Linked DNA regions of Homo sapiens: region 1 is linked to region 2. The links are chromatin loops, found by intact Hi-C in ENCODE. Cell type or tissue: breast epithelium. All regions are shown on one strand. Links, peaks and the distances in the headings refer to the core of each region. The heading gives the core; the rest is flanking DNA.

Region 1 (8,327 bases), core at 148-8,147, 46 kb after region 2:
GGTGAGTCCAGGGCTTCTCAACATTGGCACCACTGACATTTTGGGCTGGATAATCCTTTGTTGTGGGTGCTGTCGTCTACACTGAAGGATGTTTAGTGGCATTCTTGGCATCTAACCACAAGCCAGTAACACCCCCAACCCCCAACTTGTAAAGCCCCAAAATGTCTCCAGACAGTGAAAGACAAACTTTGCCCCAGTTGAGAACCACTACACTAAAGAAAGCATAACCTTTGAACCAATTCTGATGACTACTGCTTTTGGGAAACTGGATGGGTATGCTGATCCTTAACAGTCAAGTGGGAAATAAGGCAGTAGGTTGGGACTACAGAAATTCCTTATAGAATGGGGTGAAAGATGGGCACATGCAGAATGACAAACACAGACATCTTAGAAAACAGGAAGGGCACAAAGACATCGTCGAATGGAGAAATCAATGAATCTAAGACATCAAATAGAGAAATTAATGGGTCTGACCAGGCCTTGGGAAGCTCAGGATGCCAACTTACAGTTAGTGAGCAGTGTACTAAAAGTACTGGTTGTAAAGAGAACAGCTGAGCAGGTCAGAGGGCACCAACCTTGGAAGGTAGGAGATTGTGGTGCCACCACTGTCACTGGTTTGGTCATCGGAGCAGATGAGAAGGGGTCCTCAGGTGTGCTGAAGGCATTGGTGATCTGTGAGCACAGGGAGCTGATGCTCTCTGCCTCCCCTTCTACTTCTGGCACTGCAAGGCAAACAGAAAATGGCTCCAGACAGAAAAATGGAATAATCCTGAAATTTGACAGTATGATGCAAGCTGGCACTTTATACTGTATCTCCTGCTTATGTAAGAAAAGGCTCAATTAACTGTATGGCAGGGCTACAAAACCAGTTTCAAAAAATTTACTGGCCACAATTTCATTGGCTTTTCAGATGGGAAAGTATAAAATGTCAACAATTAATGTACTAAGGCACATCTTCCTCCCTTACAAATCCCCAAATTTCTTCATTTCTTCTTCTTATAACACTGTTGAGGATCTGTCCTTTTTGTGCCAAGATGTTCAGCTAGCCAGATCTTTGTAGAAGACATTTGCAACCTGTATGCCTTCCAACGTGTTCTCAAGACTGTGATCTGAATTAGGTTCTGGAGCCTTTAGTAATTCTGTCAGGAAAATGGGTTCAAGTCTGGGCACTAGTGGATGCTTAGTGCTTTTCTCTGTAACAAACTATGACAATGTCATCAATCTCATTTTTCTCCAAAGTCTCCAGTACTAAGCATATGATCTATGATAACATGAAAAAGTGAGCAGAGGTGTAGGACGCTAGGGCCTTTATTCTTAATACTGACTCTAGGATACTTCTGTATCACTGAGGAAGCTAATTATGTGTGCTAAAGCTCTGTTTGCTCATCTGTAAAGAGAATAATAGTTTTTATTCCCTGTCTGCCCTAGAAGGAGACTGAACTGAAATGAGGTACCTCAGCTGAGAACTGAAAAGACCCTCCGTAATCATCTAGTCCAACTATTCTTTAGGCCTAGTTTCATCTGTCAGATGAACTTAACTCTCTGTACTTTTATACCATCAGTAGGAATGGCCTATTGAGACAGTTTCCTCATATTTTGTTATAGCAATGGCTTGACATGTCTCAGAGGGAAGTAAAATAGAGCCCAACAAAAGCACTGACCAGATCTAATACTTTAGCTACAGATTTTATGACGAGGATAGACCTATAGAGGCTGGCATAGCTGTACAGAGGCCACACAAAGGCCTGTGAGACGGTTCTGAAAGGTAATGAATACTTGTGAACAAGTCCACTGTCTGTGATGAACAACAGATCTTAGATGTACACGAAAGACCTGTCTAGAGTTTCCTCCTTATGGAGCCAACCAGCCAGAAGGACAATGAGCACATATCCATTTCTTCTGCTGGTAATGCTATGTGTTTCTAAGGCCTCTTTAATTAATTCCCTGCTGGGTCCCAATGGCAGAATAAGAATAGAAACTTGAGACCCTTGATGTTTGGGAGCAGGTTGGCTGAAAGGCAGTGAATGCACTTACATCAGGACAAACCACAAATCTTATGGCTTAGGCTAGAAATTCCACAATGGCTCTGCTGCCTGTTTGTTGAAGAGAAATTATGGATTCACATCCCCCTCCACGGACCTTAGTTTTCCCACTATGGGAAATGACAAAAGATACAACTATCAACGAACCTCAGGGAAAGAGGAATGCCTAGTTTAATGGGATTAGTGTCTTCATGGGAAGTGATGAGAATGCTTCAGTGCTCGAGTACCCAGTGAGTCAGGTAGATGCTACATTACCTGCATTTTTAATGGGGAAATCAGTCTTCCTCTGCATAGTGGAAGGCAACTCATTGATGCGTAGGGATAGTTGGCGTTTAAAGGGTGACATCTTCTGGCTAAGAGCAGGAAAACCTCGGAAAGAGCCTTGGCGAGCAAGCTGTTCAATTGGAGCATGCCGGCGTGGGATGGCATGAGGATTGTTCATCTCCAGAGAGGTCGTGGCATCAGAAGTAGGAGAGGTGGGAGAGGATGGGGATGGGGCAGTGTTGCCAGGGGCAACTGATGAACCAACGACTATCTTATCTGTTTCAGCTCAAGAAAATAAAGAGAATGAAGACCTTAGCAATGTCTTCAAATAATTTGCGTTTAGAGAGCTGACAAATTCGAAAGCCCTCTAGGTCCTTTTACCCATTTCCTTCCCAGTGTCTCTTAAAACATAAGTTAGAAGCAGGGTTCGGATCCATTTTTCAGACAGATAAAAGGCTTAGTAATGTACTATATGTCACAAAGCATATCTACTAAGACAGAAATGTTAGATCTTTTATTCTCATTCAGTGATTTATAAATTAAGACTGTGAAAAAGATCTTAAAAACTCAGTTCCTATGAATTCCTAATATGTAGTCTTTTAAAGAATGATTCATGATTTTCAATGCTTGTGTGTTAGGGGAGGAGAACTTTGGGAACTGTAGCATTAGAAAGGTCTAAATAAGCATAAGCTTAACCATATATCTTTGATTAGGTGTCAAAGAATGTCATATATAACAGTCTTTATTTATTTATTTATTTATTTATTTATTGTTTGAGATGCAGTTTTGCTCTTTTTGTCCAGGCTGGAGTGCAATGGCACCATCTTGGCTCACTGCAACCTCCACCTCCCAGGTTCAAGTGATTCTCCTGCCTCAGACTCCCAAGTAGCTGGGATTACAGGTGCACACCACCACGCCCAACTCATTTGGTATTTTTAATACACACGAGGTTTTACCATTGTTGGCCAGGCTGGTCATGAACTCCTGACCTCAGGTGATCCACCTGCCTCCGCCTCTCAAGGTGCTGGGATTACAGGTATGAGCCACCACGCCCGACCTAAAGCAGTCTTTAAATCATGCATTTGTGGTTCATTTGAATAAAAGCATGCAGTAGTAAAATTTTGAACTGGATTAAATTTGAGTAAATGTAAGACTGTGGGTACCAGTTGAGTCCCATTCTGATTGTGACAAATCTCAACCACCAACTCTCACAATCCTTTGTAGATCTTGGGACTCAATCTCTTTGCAGTTGTTGTGCATAACAATGAATATTATTTGGTGGTATTAAAGAACATGCTTAATTAGTGAATAGTCTGAAGACCACTAAAGCATATTAGATAACAGTAATACAGGTTAAATTTTCTAGTACAGATAGCATGATTTTTCCCCCCTTTGGCTTCCTGGTGCAAATATTTACAAGAAATGAAAAAAAATCACTATCAATAATTTCATTTCAAATAAAAATATGTATGCTTTTTTTTTGGAGGGGGCTTAAGAATTAGAGCTGTTTGGGTCAGTATTAGTCAATGATGCTAACCAAAAGGGCTGGTTTAAGGTCAGGTGCGGTGGCTCACACCTGTAATCCCAGCACTTTGGGAGGCCAAGGCAGGCAGATCACCTGAGGTCAGGAGTTCAAGACCAGCCTGGCCAACATGGCGAAAGTCCATCTCTACTAAAAATACAAACATTAGCTGGGTGTGGTTGCATTCACCTGTAATCCCAGCTACTCAGGAGGCTGAGGCAGGAGAATCGCTTGAGCCCAGGAGGTGAAGGCGGCAGTCAGCGGAGACTGCGCCACTACATTCCAGCCTGGGCAACAGAACTACACTCTGTCTCAAAAAAAAAAAAAACACCGAAATCAAACCAAAACAACAACAACAAAAATGACTAGTTTAGAACTAAAAGGTTATAGTAAAAAAAATTATCATATATATATATTTGTTTGTTTTTAAGAGACAGGGTTTTGCTGTTACCCAGGCTGGAGGAGTGCAGTGGTATGATCACAGCTCACTGTAACCTTGTACTCCTGGGCTCCAGCAATCCTCTGGTCTCAGCCTCCCAAGCAGCTAGGATTACGGATGTGCACCACCAAATATGGCAATTTTTTTTTTTTTTTTTTTTTTTTTTTTTTTTTAAGGGATAGAGTCTATGTTGCACAGTCTGGTCACAAACTCCTGGCCTCAAGTGATGTTTCCTCCTCAGCCTCCTAAAGTATTGAGATTACAGCTGTAAGCCACTATACCTGGCCTCAAAATTATATTAATGTCTATTAGTTAACTTGAATTGTTTGTGCTTGTCTTGTTGGTTTTAACCCTACTTATATACAAGAATTCAAAAGTATTTTCAAGCCCTATCATTTAGTTGTAAAATATACCCAACTCACATTTATAGACTGCCAACTAACTTGAATGTTTGTACAGGCATTTCTGCTGTGATGCCATGTGTACCTAAATAAAACTCACACTCTATAAAATCACACACTAAATTAAATTAACAGGGCTATAGAAAAAAAGAGTTATAGGCTTACCTCTCAAAATCTATAGACTTTTGTGACTAGAAAGCACTAAAAAACAGCAATAATATCATATAAACAGTATTACTGTTAAATCTCTCTGCTAGCATCATAGTCCGTGGATGCTTTGCAGCCTTAAGCCCTGGGACCTCTGCTGCTTCCTTTAAGATGCAGGTACTTGATTCATTTGCTTCTCAAAGAGATCAGATACATCAGAATTAAAAAGGTATTTCAGGATGGGAGGAAGGGGGTAAGAGATGTCTCTGCAGCTTCTTCAACTGCACTCTGATTCCTCAGATAGCTTACTATAATGGAGTAAATATTTTTGAAGCCATTAAACTAGCCACTCTAAAGGAAGCGGTTTTTAAGATTTTCAACTTTGTTATAAGGTTTTATATTGCTAAGGGTTCTCTTTGATTATGAGAAAATTTACCCCTGGTAGCTTCAAAATAATACCTTGTTGGGAAAAACTGCATTCCATAAATACACACTGTAGAACAGATTGTACCTTTCTTGGCATCTTGCATTTGTTTCATGATCTCCTCTCTTTCTGCTTGTTCAGTGGCTGTTGTGACACGGAATGATCCTTCTCTTGTAAAAGTGGTCCGACTAGCATCAAAAGTAGCAGTCACTCCACATTCCTTCTCCCGCTTCTGCTTGCGCTCTAAACAGGCTGCAAAAGCACAGCCTACTGCATGGCTCAACCTTTCACCCTGTAAGAGCAGATTTTAAAAGCTTTTCAGAATTACACTACTAACAATTACATACAAATAAGTCTTTTGTTTTGTTTTGTTTTTGAGACAGAGTCTTACTGTTACCCAGGCTGGAGTGCAGTGGCGCAGTCTCTGCTCACTGCAACCTCTGCCTCCGGGCTCAAATACTTCTCGTGCCTCAGCCTCCTGAGTAGCTGGGACTACAATCACGCACCACCACACCTGGCTAATTTTTGTATTTTTAGTAGAGATGGGGTTTTGCTATGTTGGGCAGGCTGGTCTCCAACTCCTGGCCTCAAGTGGTCTACCCAATTCAGCCTCCCAAAGTGCTGGGATTACAGGCATGAGCCACCACACTCGGCCCAAATGTCTGTTTTTATGAAAGCAAGATGTTGCAAATTCCAGCTTAAAATTGTTTTAATAGATTAGTATGCCATATTAATTTAAATGAATAAATTTTCTAAGGTAGTGCTTATGATGGTTCAATTCACTGTTACAAGCCTTGGGGTAAAGTGATAACCAGCAACCTGTGCTTTTGTAAGCAGCCATGGAGAACTCTTTATCACTTAGGCTCTGTCATGTCAGCCCTGGCCAACAGCTTAGAAGACTCTATGCAAGGTTTCAAGCCTTGACATGCAAGCTTCTAGTTGCCCTTTGGGGAAGCAGTGGGAATATTTACCAGCCACTTCTAAGAAACTACTGGAAAGGCAAGGCAAATTTCAGGAGCTTAATGCACTGTTAATATGTCTAGGAAAAAAAGGTGCAAACTTAAAACTTCTGATAAACAAATATAATTCCAGTGATTAAAAAGGAATGAGGCTGGGCATGGTGGCTCACATCTGTAATCCCAGCACTTTGGGAGGCTGAGATGGGCAAATTGCTTGAGCCCAGGAGTTTGAGACCAGCCTGGATAACACAGTGAGACTCTGTCTCTACCAAAATAATAAAAAAAATTAGGCCAGGTGCGATGGCTCACACCTGTAATCCCAGCACTTTGGGAGGCTGAGATGGGTGGATCATGAGGTCAGGAGCTCGAGACCAGCCTGCCCAACGTGGCGAAACCCCGTCTCTACTAAAAATACAAAAATTAGCCGGATGTGGTGGCGGGTGCCTGTAATCCCAGCTACTTGAGAGGCTGAGACAGGAGAATTGCTTGAAGTCGGGAAGTAGAGGTTGCTGTGAGCTGAGATGGCGCCATTGCACTCCAGCCTGGGCAACAAGAGCAAAACTCCGTCTCAAAAAATAAATAAAAATCAAAATAAAGGCCGGGCACAGTGGCTCATGCCTATAATCCCAGCACTTTGGGAGGCTGAGGTGGGCGGATCACCTGAGGTCAGGAGTTCAAGACCAGCCTGACCAACATGGAGAAACCCTGTCTCTACTAAAAATACAAAATTAGCCAGGCATGATGGCGCATGCCTGTAATCCCAGCTACTCGGGAGGCTGAGGCAGGAGAATCACTTGAACCCAGGAGGTGGAGGTTGCAGTAAGCCACGATCGTGCCATTGCACTCCAGCCTGGGCAACAAGAGCAAAACTCCGTCTCAAAAAAAATAATAATTAAAAAAAAAGAAAAAGAAAAAATTAGTCGAGTGTGGTGGTGGTGTGTGTCTGTGGTCCTACTTGGGAGGTGGGAGGATCACTTAAGCCTACAGTAAGCTCTAATTGTGCCACTGCACTCCAGCCTGGGTGACATAATGAGACCCTGTCTCAAAAAACAAACAAACAAACAAAACTAACAATGAGACAAAAGCTTTGCTGTCTCCCCTTTCTGAATCCCCCCTCTAAGCAACCCTCCTCATTTATGGCCCTCCGTGCTTTTAGGTTTTCCCCCATACCCTTCCTATCTTCCTCTAGCTCTAATTCCCAACTCTACCTCCCAACCAAACACAGGCAAAAGTGAAAGCATGTTTTCATCCACACTGTCTACTTATAAAAGAATTAAGCAGATAAAACTGGTTTGTGTATGGGAGGAGTGGAGGACGTATATAAACAAAACACTGCTTTATATAGATACACTGGATTACCCAGAGTCAATTTAATAAATTCAATGGATGATTTTTAGCAGGGTTATCTGTATTTTAGACCATTTTGCTAATTGTGGAATAAAAAAGCTAGAGATGGTACAATAATTGTTGGCATCATTCACAGTGAGAAGAGATATTTGGGAACAGGAAGTCTTTTGTGGTGTTCTCAAAATCACATCACGTAGGCAGCTGCTCCTACACACGGCTCTGAACAAGTCGTCTCACTGGATTTTGCATGACAGTATTAGTTATCATAAGGACAGGTAAGGTTTAAAATGCTTTATGTCCCTAAGATTTTACTACCTTTGACTACTTTTTAAAAATTTTTAAACTTTTTAAAAAAACTTTTGACTACTTATTTAAAGACTGATAGAATTACTCTATGAATCCACATGAGTTTCCATCTAACTTCCCAGTAGGATGACATTAGGCCAGATGTTAAAGCATGAAACAGGAGTACTGAAAGATTCTTAGAATGTGTTTGCATTTGAACGCAGGTCTATTATAAGGACAGAGCTACAGGTCAAGGAAGCTTGCTTATTCTTTCTCCTAGGCCTAGGGCAGAAGTTGTTGAAGAGTGACCTCATCCCCAACCAACAGCATCATCTGGGAACATTTAAGTGCAAATTCTTAAGTACCAACCCCAAACTCACTGAATGAAAAACGCTGGAGATGGGGCCCAGCAATCTATGTTTTAAAACAAGTCCTCCAGGTGATTTTGATACAGTAGAACTATTGGCCTAGGAGATTCAAACAGGCTGCCGGGCCAC
Region 2 (8,327 bases), core at 167-8,166:
CCAAATGAGGCCAAGGGAGAAGTGGCAGGGCCAGCAAGGGGCTAAAGGCAGAACAGCGTGGGGGAAGGGGACCAGCCTTTGCCACCACCCCACCCCCAACCTCTCCCCAACTTCTTCCCCCCAACCTCCCTCGTGTCCAGGACCAGTTTCTAAAGATGAGTGAATTCCAGTTTCAAAAAAAGAATGGTAGGCAAAGAGTGTCTTGGTTGTGAAAAAGGACAACCAGGAAAACAAATGAAGTTGATCACATGCGTTGAGCCCCTGCCTTGATGCTAATTAGTGCCCTGGCACAGGTGGTGGGGCTGCATTGCAGGCCCTGCCCCCCGGGACTCACAGCTGAGCAAATCACAGCAACAGGGACAGAAACCGAGGGAGCAGGACATGCACCCCATCGGCCTGGGGTGGTGTGGAGACGGCTTCAAAAGCAGGTGACATGCTGGGCACGGTGGCACTTTGGCAGGCCACGGTGGGAAGATTGCTTGAGCTCAGGAGTTCGAGACCAGGTTGGGCGAGACCTTGTTTCTATTTAAAAAAAGAAGAAGAAGGCTGGGCGCAGTGGCTCACGTCTGTAATCCCAGCACTTTGGGAGTCCGAGGTGGGTGGATCACCTGAAGTCAGGAGTTGGAGACCAGTCTGGCCAACAAGGTGAAAACCTGTCTCTACTAAAAATACAAAAATTAGCCAGGCATCATACAGACGCCTGTAATCCCAGCTACTAGGGAGGCTGAGGCTGGAGAATCGCTTGAACCCAGGAGGCGGAGGTTGCAGTGAGCCAAGATCTAGCCATTGCTCTCTACCCTGGGCAACAAGAGTGAAACTCCGTCTAAAAAAAAAAAAAAGAAAAGGAGGGAGGAAAGTAGAAAGAAAGAAAAGAAAGAGGAAGAAAGGGAGGGAGGAAAGTAGAAAGAAAGAAAAGAGGAAGGGAGGGAGGGAAAGAAAGAAGAAAGTGAGGGAGGAAAGTAGAAAGAAAGAAAAGAGGAAGGGAGGGAGGGAAAGAAAGAAGAAAGGAAGGAAAGTGACATTTGACCAAGGTTTTGAGGGCTGACTACGGGTTTGAGAGGTAGAGGGGATTGGGAGAGCGCATTCTGAGTGAGAAAACGTGCTGGGAGATGGGTAACAGCAGCGTGTGCGGAGAAACTCAGTTGCGGCTGAAGAATAGGATCCAGGGGTGGAGAAGGTGGTGGCTGGACACAGGTGTGTTGTGTGTAGGATAGGCATGAAGAGGAGCGGATAGGGCAAAGCTAGAAGGCTTGGGCAAGGGGAAATGGGATTGGAGAGGTGACTGGCGCTGACCCAAGAGAGGACAGACGGGGTGACCAGAGTGGAGGATGAGCCAAGCCTTGGCACAGACCCAAGCGGGTGGAGGCCCCGGGCAACACCGGTCACCACGAGGGCCTCTACGAAGGGCTCTGTCCTCCCACGGGGATTGGAGGTGGGTAAGTGAGACAGGGCGGGGTGGAGGGTGAGGCCAGGCAGCGGCGGAGAGAGAAAGTCCCACCCCTGCGGGCGTTCCTTGCGGCCCGGCCGACCTCGCGGGCTTGGGCCTGGGCGGGCACCGACGGAGCGGCCCTGGCTGCAGCCTCCCGGCGCCAGCGAAGACAGGTAGGGAGGCGGAGGGACTGGAAGCCCCCGGGCGCCCAGCGGCGGGGACCCCGCACCCCGGGGCTTCTGCAGGAATTTGCTCGCCTGGCTCACGGCGACGGGGGTGTCGGAGAAAGTGGGGGCCGCAGAGAAGACCCCGCCCCGGCTCGCTCTCCGGAGGTGGGCGCAGGGTCATCGCTCGGCACCGCGCGCCCCCCGGCCTGGAGGAAAGGAAATGCAGAGAGCCGGGGAGCTGGTGCGGGACGGCCCCGGCGCGCACCCTCCGCCCGCTCGGACCTTCCCTTCAGGCGAATGCCGCTCCCGGCGCGTGGTACAAGCGAGGCCCTGGAGACCGTGCGCCCCTCCCGGGAGGTGCCACTGGGCCGCGGGCCTGGAGCGTCCGGGAGCCCCAGCGGCTGCCGGCACCTGCGCGGCCACCCCGGGCCTCCCGTGGGAACCGCGCCTCTCCGCCTCGGGGGTGCGCGGCGCGTTCCTGGGGTGGGGACGCGGGGTGCCTGGTCAGGGCTGGACCGATGCAGAGGGGGGCCGTGGGCGGGGGCCACGGGGACGGGCGTCTGCGGACTGCGGCGGTCCCGGAGTCGGCTGGGGACCCTGTAGGGGGAGGCTTGGTCGGCGGCCACCCGCCTTCCCGCCCTCTGGCGCCTAGGGTCGCCGCCTTCGGCCCTAGCTCAAGGCAGACGCGTTCCCCGGGAACAACACGTTGAGGGCGCCCACCCTGCGTGCCCGGGGCCACCCGGTCCCTGCCCTCGGGCGGCAGGAGAGGTCGAGCTTCCACGGCCCTCGGAGTAGCCCCGTGACCAGACCCGGACTGGCCTTGGAGTTGAAGGGGTTGTTTGCCACCAAATGAACCGAAAAAACTGAACTTTTCAGACTTCGGAATGGCAGATATGGGCTTGGAGTTCAGTGAAATTGCAGCGGAGGCGGTGGTGTTCTGAGTAATTACAAGTAAAATTCTTCTTTCACCCGTCTTTTCCTCAGCCTCGCCCGCCCTAGCAGGCCTAGCCTGGCCCTAGCAGGGGGCTCCTGCTCTGGGAGCTGCCCCCAGCAGAGCAGAGGCAGGGCTCTGGCAGCAACCCCCTTCCCTCACCCTCCAACCCCAGGAATCTCGAACTTGACCACGAAAATAATGACTCAATGACTCACTGTGCCAAATTAACGAGTGTGTACATTGTTCAGTATGCCAGGTTACATTTCTGCTGAGCTTGGCTTCTGTATGCTGTCTTTTATCCTTGTAAGCAGAAGTCATTTTATATCTTTAAAAAATTAGAACATTGGTAGAATTACAGATTTTAAAGTTCAAACCTGCACGCTAGTACTTGTTTAATGTTTTGTACTGAAGGGCGCACATTGTTTATGTCATTCTGCGATACAGCGACATGTATGTACACATACACACTGCACAGCGTGTATACCGACTGGACACCTGCACCAAATAGTACACACCAGACTGCACATGGACCCGCCCCGCACACTGCACATGCACTTTGCATGCATGCACACATCAAACCACAGACACTCCACACACACTGCACTGCACACTGCCCTGAGCACACTACACTGTACTGCACACTGCACTGCACTTTCAGGGCTCACACGCTGCACCACGCACACTGCACGGCGCACACTGCACTGCATACACACGTTGGTTATGGAGGCTGCTTATGGAGCTTCCCTGTGCAGAGAAATGCTGGCTTGGGTTTTAAATGGGCTACAATTAACACTTTTAGAGCATTTGGGTTTTCAAAGTGTCTTCAGAGACTTGATTTTTTTAAAGCCTATATTAGGAGTTTTTAAACATCTGATGTAATAGCTTTTTTAAAAGGAATCTTGCTGAATTAAAAGTGAGTCTAATTACTCGGATTCTGAACTTGTTTTTCAACCACATAGAAGTATTTTTAATTGCTCTCTCTTTTTTTCCCCTCTGGAACTCTGAAACAAGTTGTTCTTGAACTTCTGCCAGTTGCGGATGGGCCATTCCTTTCTTGCTCACATGTTGAGCCGCCCGGCGGGGCGCCCTCACGCTGTGTTCTCTGCGGTGCACCGAGGCGCACCCGGCTGTCCTGTTGCGGGTCTCCTGGTCACCTGTGGGCCATAGGGAGAGACGCGCCCACACACTCTCGCCCGCGCCCAGGACAGCTGCGGGAGCCCCGGGCCGCTCTAACCCAATGCGTCTCCCGCAGGCTGAGATGCGGCTGCTCCTGCTCGTGCCGCTGCTGCTGGCTCCAGCGCCCGGGTCCTCGGTGAGTGCGGTCCTGCCCCGGCCCCCGGAGGAACCTGCAGGGGAGTCGGGGGCGGGGACGCGCGGGCCCGCAGGCAACGTCCCCAGGAAAGGGGCGATGTCAGGGAAGCTGGGCTGGGAGGAGGCGAGCCCGCACCGCTGAGCTCCCTCAGAAAGGGCTGGGCCCTTGAAGCCAGCTGGCCAGGGTTCCCAGAACTGCCCGCCCGGCTGCAGGGCGCAGTGTGTAGGAATGGCACCTTCCCAGGGCTTCCCTCCTTCAGAAGGTGGTGGGAGCACTCCATGAAGTCCCCGCCAATCCTGGCGGGTGCAGCCAAGGTGCAGGGCTGGGTGGTCCATCCCACCAGACACCTGTCTTCTGCCTGGAGCCAAACACGGCTTCCCTAAGCTGGGGTGTTTTGGCCTAGAGGTTTGGGGTGCCAGTCGTTTCCATTCCCCTTGGGGTAGCACCTAGGGCAGGGCTGTCCTATGGAACCTTCTGAGATGGCAGAAATGTCCTGTTTCTCTGCTATCCAATAGGTAGCCCCTAGGTCCATTGAGCACTTGAAATGTGGGTGAGGTGAGTTTTAATTTTACTTGACTTTAATTAATTTAAATTTATTTTTAAAATTTTTAAGTATTTATTTATTTTTGAGACAGAGTCTCACTCTGTCACCCAGGCCGGAGTGTACTGGCATGATTTCGGCTCACTGTAACCTCCACCTCCTGGGTTCAAGTGATTCTTCTGCCTCAGCCTCCCAGGTAGCTGGGACTCCAGGTGTGTGCCACCACGCCTGGCCATAATTAATTTAAACAGCCGCATGCGGCTAGTGGCTACTGTATTGGACTGCGAATTAAGACAGTGGACCCAGGAAGCTGGCTGGTGGTCAGAGCTGCTGTTTCATTAACAGGGGCCCAAAGGCCAGGGCTCTCTGGAGAAGGTCCCTGGGTCTTGAGGATGTACAAGGAATCTTCTAGACCACAGGCCCCACCTTTGGGGAGGAGGGGGTCTGCAGAGCTGGGTGTTGCCCTGGCTCAGTGCCTGGCAGAATAGAAGCCACAGAGGCAGCTGGGCCCTGTCCTGCCCCAGGAGAAATCTCCCAGGGTGACCCACAGCCCTGCCCACCCCTCTGTGAGGCAGGCAGGAAGTGAAAGAGGAAGGATCCCTGCGAAAGGACCCAAACTGTTTTCTGCCATGGGGAGGTCGGGGGGGGGATGCCACGTCTGGCATCTGTGGGCGGAGGCTGAGCAGGACTCCTCTGCAGGGGTGTGTGGGGCAGGCAGGATGGATGGCAGTGGGCACTTCTCCCACTAGAAGTGGATCCCATAGATGACACTTCAAGAGCCCTGTGAACCCAACATGGGCCACAGCTGGAGCGGTGGGTGGGCTAGAGGCAGCCTTTTTCATGTCCTCTCGACCACCTGCCAGCTACCCACGGTCCCCTCTGCCACCCCATGAATCTTGCTTCCTAAATGCCACTCTCAGGTCCTTCACCACGTGCTGGTGGCCCAGCTGCATGAAGGCCAAAGCCCAGGTGGAGGGGGCACGAGGACAGCGTCCAGGCCCCAGGATTAAATCCCAGAGCCACCTGGACAGCTGCATGATCCTAGGCAAATAAGCCTTAGACTGCTCTAATTTGGGAGTAATAATGCCCACCCCAGAGGTTGTCATGCAGATGAAACAAATCAAGGTTTCCAAAGCGCCCTTGGTTCTCTTAAACCTTTTCTCCCTTAAGGCCACGCTGAGTAGCCTCATCCGGCTGCCACCTCCTCCCAGTGAGTCTCAGATGGGGCTGGGCGCAGCCTGGGCTGAGAATTCTTCTCTCCCTGCCCTCTGTGAGTCTGCAGGGGGTGTGGCCCCGCTCACAGCTCCACTGCCTCCCTCTGTTGCTGGGGCAGGAACCACCCAGTCCGAGCACCTTCTCTGGATCACTTATGCTGTCAGCGGTCAGTCTGAACAGAATGAGTAAATGAATAAAGGTGGCGGCCTGCGTGTTCCTGGGCCTCAGCCTCTGCTCCCGTCTGCACACGGGTGTGCATGTGTTCTGTCTCTCTCTTACACACGTGCACATTGGGCAGTTGATTCCCCTGGAAACAGTGCAGCAGGAAAGGGGACCCCTGAGTGGCTCCAGGTGGGAGTTGAAGGAGGCATGGGTGGGGCGCCTAGCGCAGCATGAGACAGGTGAGGGCAGGCCCCAGGTGAGGCTGGCTGTATCAGCTCATTCCGGCTTCACGCCATGTCGGGCAGTTCACGGTTTGGGTAATTACAGAGCAAGAGTGTGCTCATGCTGCCTGTGGCTGAAGGTGCTTTCCTTCCTTGGAGAGACAGTGTGGAGTGTGTGGACAGAGCACGGCTCTAGGATGGGACGGACTAGGGCTCCTGGCTAGTGGACACCTGCCTTACAGGTGCTGGGCACAGGAGGCAAGAGGGCATTCTGGAAACAGCATGTCCCTTAGGGGGCCCTTGTTCAGGCCAGTCCTGCCCCTGCCTTATCCTGATGGCCAGGCTGTGGCTCCATGGCAGGGGTACCCCTTGGCCACACACCAGTACACCCAGCCCAGCTCCAGGGAAGGGTGGATTTTGCTGGCTGCTGTGCCAAGGAGCCAAGACAGACATCCAAACAGGCCTTAGTCAGAGGGTAATTGACAACCAGGCCCAACCCAGCAGCTAAGAAAGCAGCCACCCCTGAAGACCTCTCCTGAATACTTAAAATGTGGGATGAGGCTGTGTGTGGGGGGGGCGGGTGCCAGAATCCCAGCTGGGGCTGCAGGCTGTCTCTGGAAAGTCACCCTTCACGCTCAACACTCAGTGTCTTCCTTGTGAAATAGAAACTTGATCCAAGTAAATTTCAGTTTAACTTTCATTCAGAGAAAACTTTGATATTTTGGCTCAGTGGTTTCGAAAGCTTAGAGATTTTTGTCCAAGTTAGACTTGAAGGAGTAGATATTTTACAAAGTGAAAGCTAAGACCTCTCATCTGGCAAGCCCTTCCTTCTTGGTTGTGTGTGGTTCGGCAGGCTTAGCGTGGTTTGTGCGTGGTTTGTTCTGCTTCAGTGTTCTGGGTTTTGTTATAAGACAAGGATAACTAGATGTTTGGCACCAGGGATGTTAGAGATGAGTAAACGTCCTTCCTCACCTGAGATTCAGCGAAGCTGCTCAGGGGTCACCATGAAAGCAAGAGCCTGCTTTTCTTTTCTTTTTTTGAGATGGAGTCTCACTCTGTCGCCCAGGCTGGAGTGCAGTGATGCAATCTCGGCTCACTGCAACCTCCACCTCCCGGGTTCAAGCAATTCTCCTGCCTCAGCCTCCCGACTAGCTGGGATTACGGGCACCCGCCGCCACGCCTGGCTAATTTTTTGTAGTTTTAGTAGAGACGGGGTTTCGCCATGTTGGGTAGGCTGGTCTCGAACTCCTGACCTCAGGTGATCTGCCTGCCTTGGCCTCTCAAAGTGCTGGGATTACAGGCATGAGCCACCGTGCCCGGCTGCTTTTCTGTGTGACCATTGAGCTCTTTCTCTGAAAAGTGGGAATGGTATTTTTCCTTGAGTCTTAAGTGGTGATACCCTAAAAGAAAGTCCCCTTCCAGCAAATGTTTGCATGTACACCATATGCCTCCTGGGAAAATTGTGAAGTTACATCTAATCCCTGTCCAACCCTGTAGGGAATCATCTAGTGTCTCATTTGATTCCCCCAGGTGGGTGGGGGCACAGCCTCGGCAGGGGAGCAGAGGACTGCAGTGAGGCTGGCCGGCTACTGTGCCCACTTCTTCCCCTGTGGTTTCCTCTCTCTGCCTCACTTTTCTTATTCATGCAATGGGGTCTGTCGGGTTGTTGTGAGGATGAAATGAGATAATGTGTGTGTGGCATGTGGATTCCTGATGCCAGCTGCAAGGGGTCCAATCTTTCTGGTGGGAAAGTGTACCTGCTAGGATTATAATCCTGTGTAGAGTCCCAAATAACAGTTCTTCAATAAGACAGACATGATTCCTCTCTCATATAAACACCCAGGGGTCAGAAGTCTGGGGCTATTCTGTTGCACAAAATCCTCCAGGCTCTAGAGTCCCTCTATCTTTGCTTCACTGTTTGAAGCCTCTATTTCCAAGTTACCTCACAGTCTAAAAGGCTGCTCCAACTCCAGCCATCACATCTGCTTCCCAGACAGCCTGAAAGAGTACAGGAGGAAGGAGAAAAGGACAAAGGCTCACGCAGGCTCTCTCTTGAGGAGATTATTTGCGGCAGCTGCCCAACACTTGTATTTACATCTCACTGATGAGAACTAAGTGATGTAGCCACAGTTAGCTGCAGGCAGTCCAGGAAATGTATTTTTTTTTTAAATTTTGGGCAGCCAGGTACCCAGCTGAGTCAAGTTTTCAAGCATTCTCTCACAATGGGAGAAGGAGGGGATGAATATTGGGGTACTCCTGGGAGTCTCGGCCAGATTAGCAGGATCCCCCCACGTTGCTTCCCTTTATTTTCTTTTAGGCCCCCCTCCCCTACATCACGGTTAACCT

What was found. A loop is a pair of places that touch in the nucleus more often than their neighbours do. Peaks named below come from ENCODE experiments on the same cell type or tissue, not always from the same donor. Only the 100,000 strongest peaks of a DNase experiment are listed, where the experiment ranks them.
Region 1: it touches region 2 in a loop (2.5-fold over the local background); 5 of 110 quality-filtered maps call a loop at or near these places.

Annotation. Positions count from the first base shown.
Region 1 is chr14:73,281,784-73,290,110 of GRCh38, forward strand. It overlaps NUMB (NUMB endocytic adaptor protein), which reads right to left. Exons shown (of 13, transcript NM_001005743.2): 9 at 5,327-5,531; 10 at 2,298-2,591; 11 at 576-722. Among named protein-coding and RNA genes, the nearest start is that of PAPLN-AS1, 40 kb to the left of the region's middle. In breast epithelium, for the core only: no CTCF peak of the experiment used is centred there; no DNase peak of the experiment used is centred there.
Region 2 is chr14:73,235,991-73,244,317 of GRCh38, forward strand. It overlaps PAPLN (papilin, proteoglycan like sulfated glycoprotein), which reads left to right and starts at 1,516. Exons shown (of 27, transcript NM_001365906.3): 1 at 1,516-1,602; 2 at 3,783-3,842. The coding sequence starts at 3,789. It overlaps PAPLN-AS1 (PAPLN antisense RNA 1), which reads right to left. Exons shown (of 2, transcript NR_135248.1): 2 at 8,028-8,327. RefSeq lists enhancers at 1-361, 362-933, 1,507-2,077 and a silencer at 151-445. In breast epithelium, for the core only: no CTCF peak of the experiment used is centred there; DNase peaks (open chromatin) are centred at 1,384, 2,693 and 3,591; H3K4me3 peaks cover 4,264 bases; H3K27ac peaks cover 5,075 bases.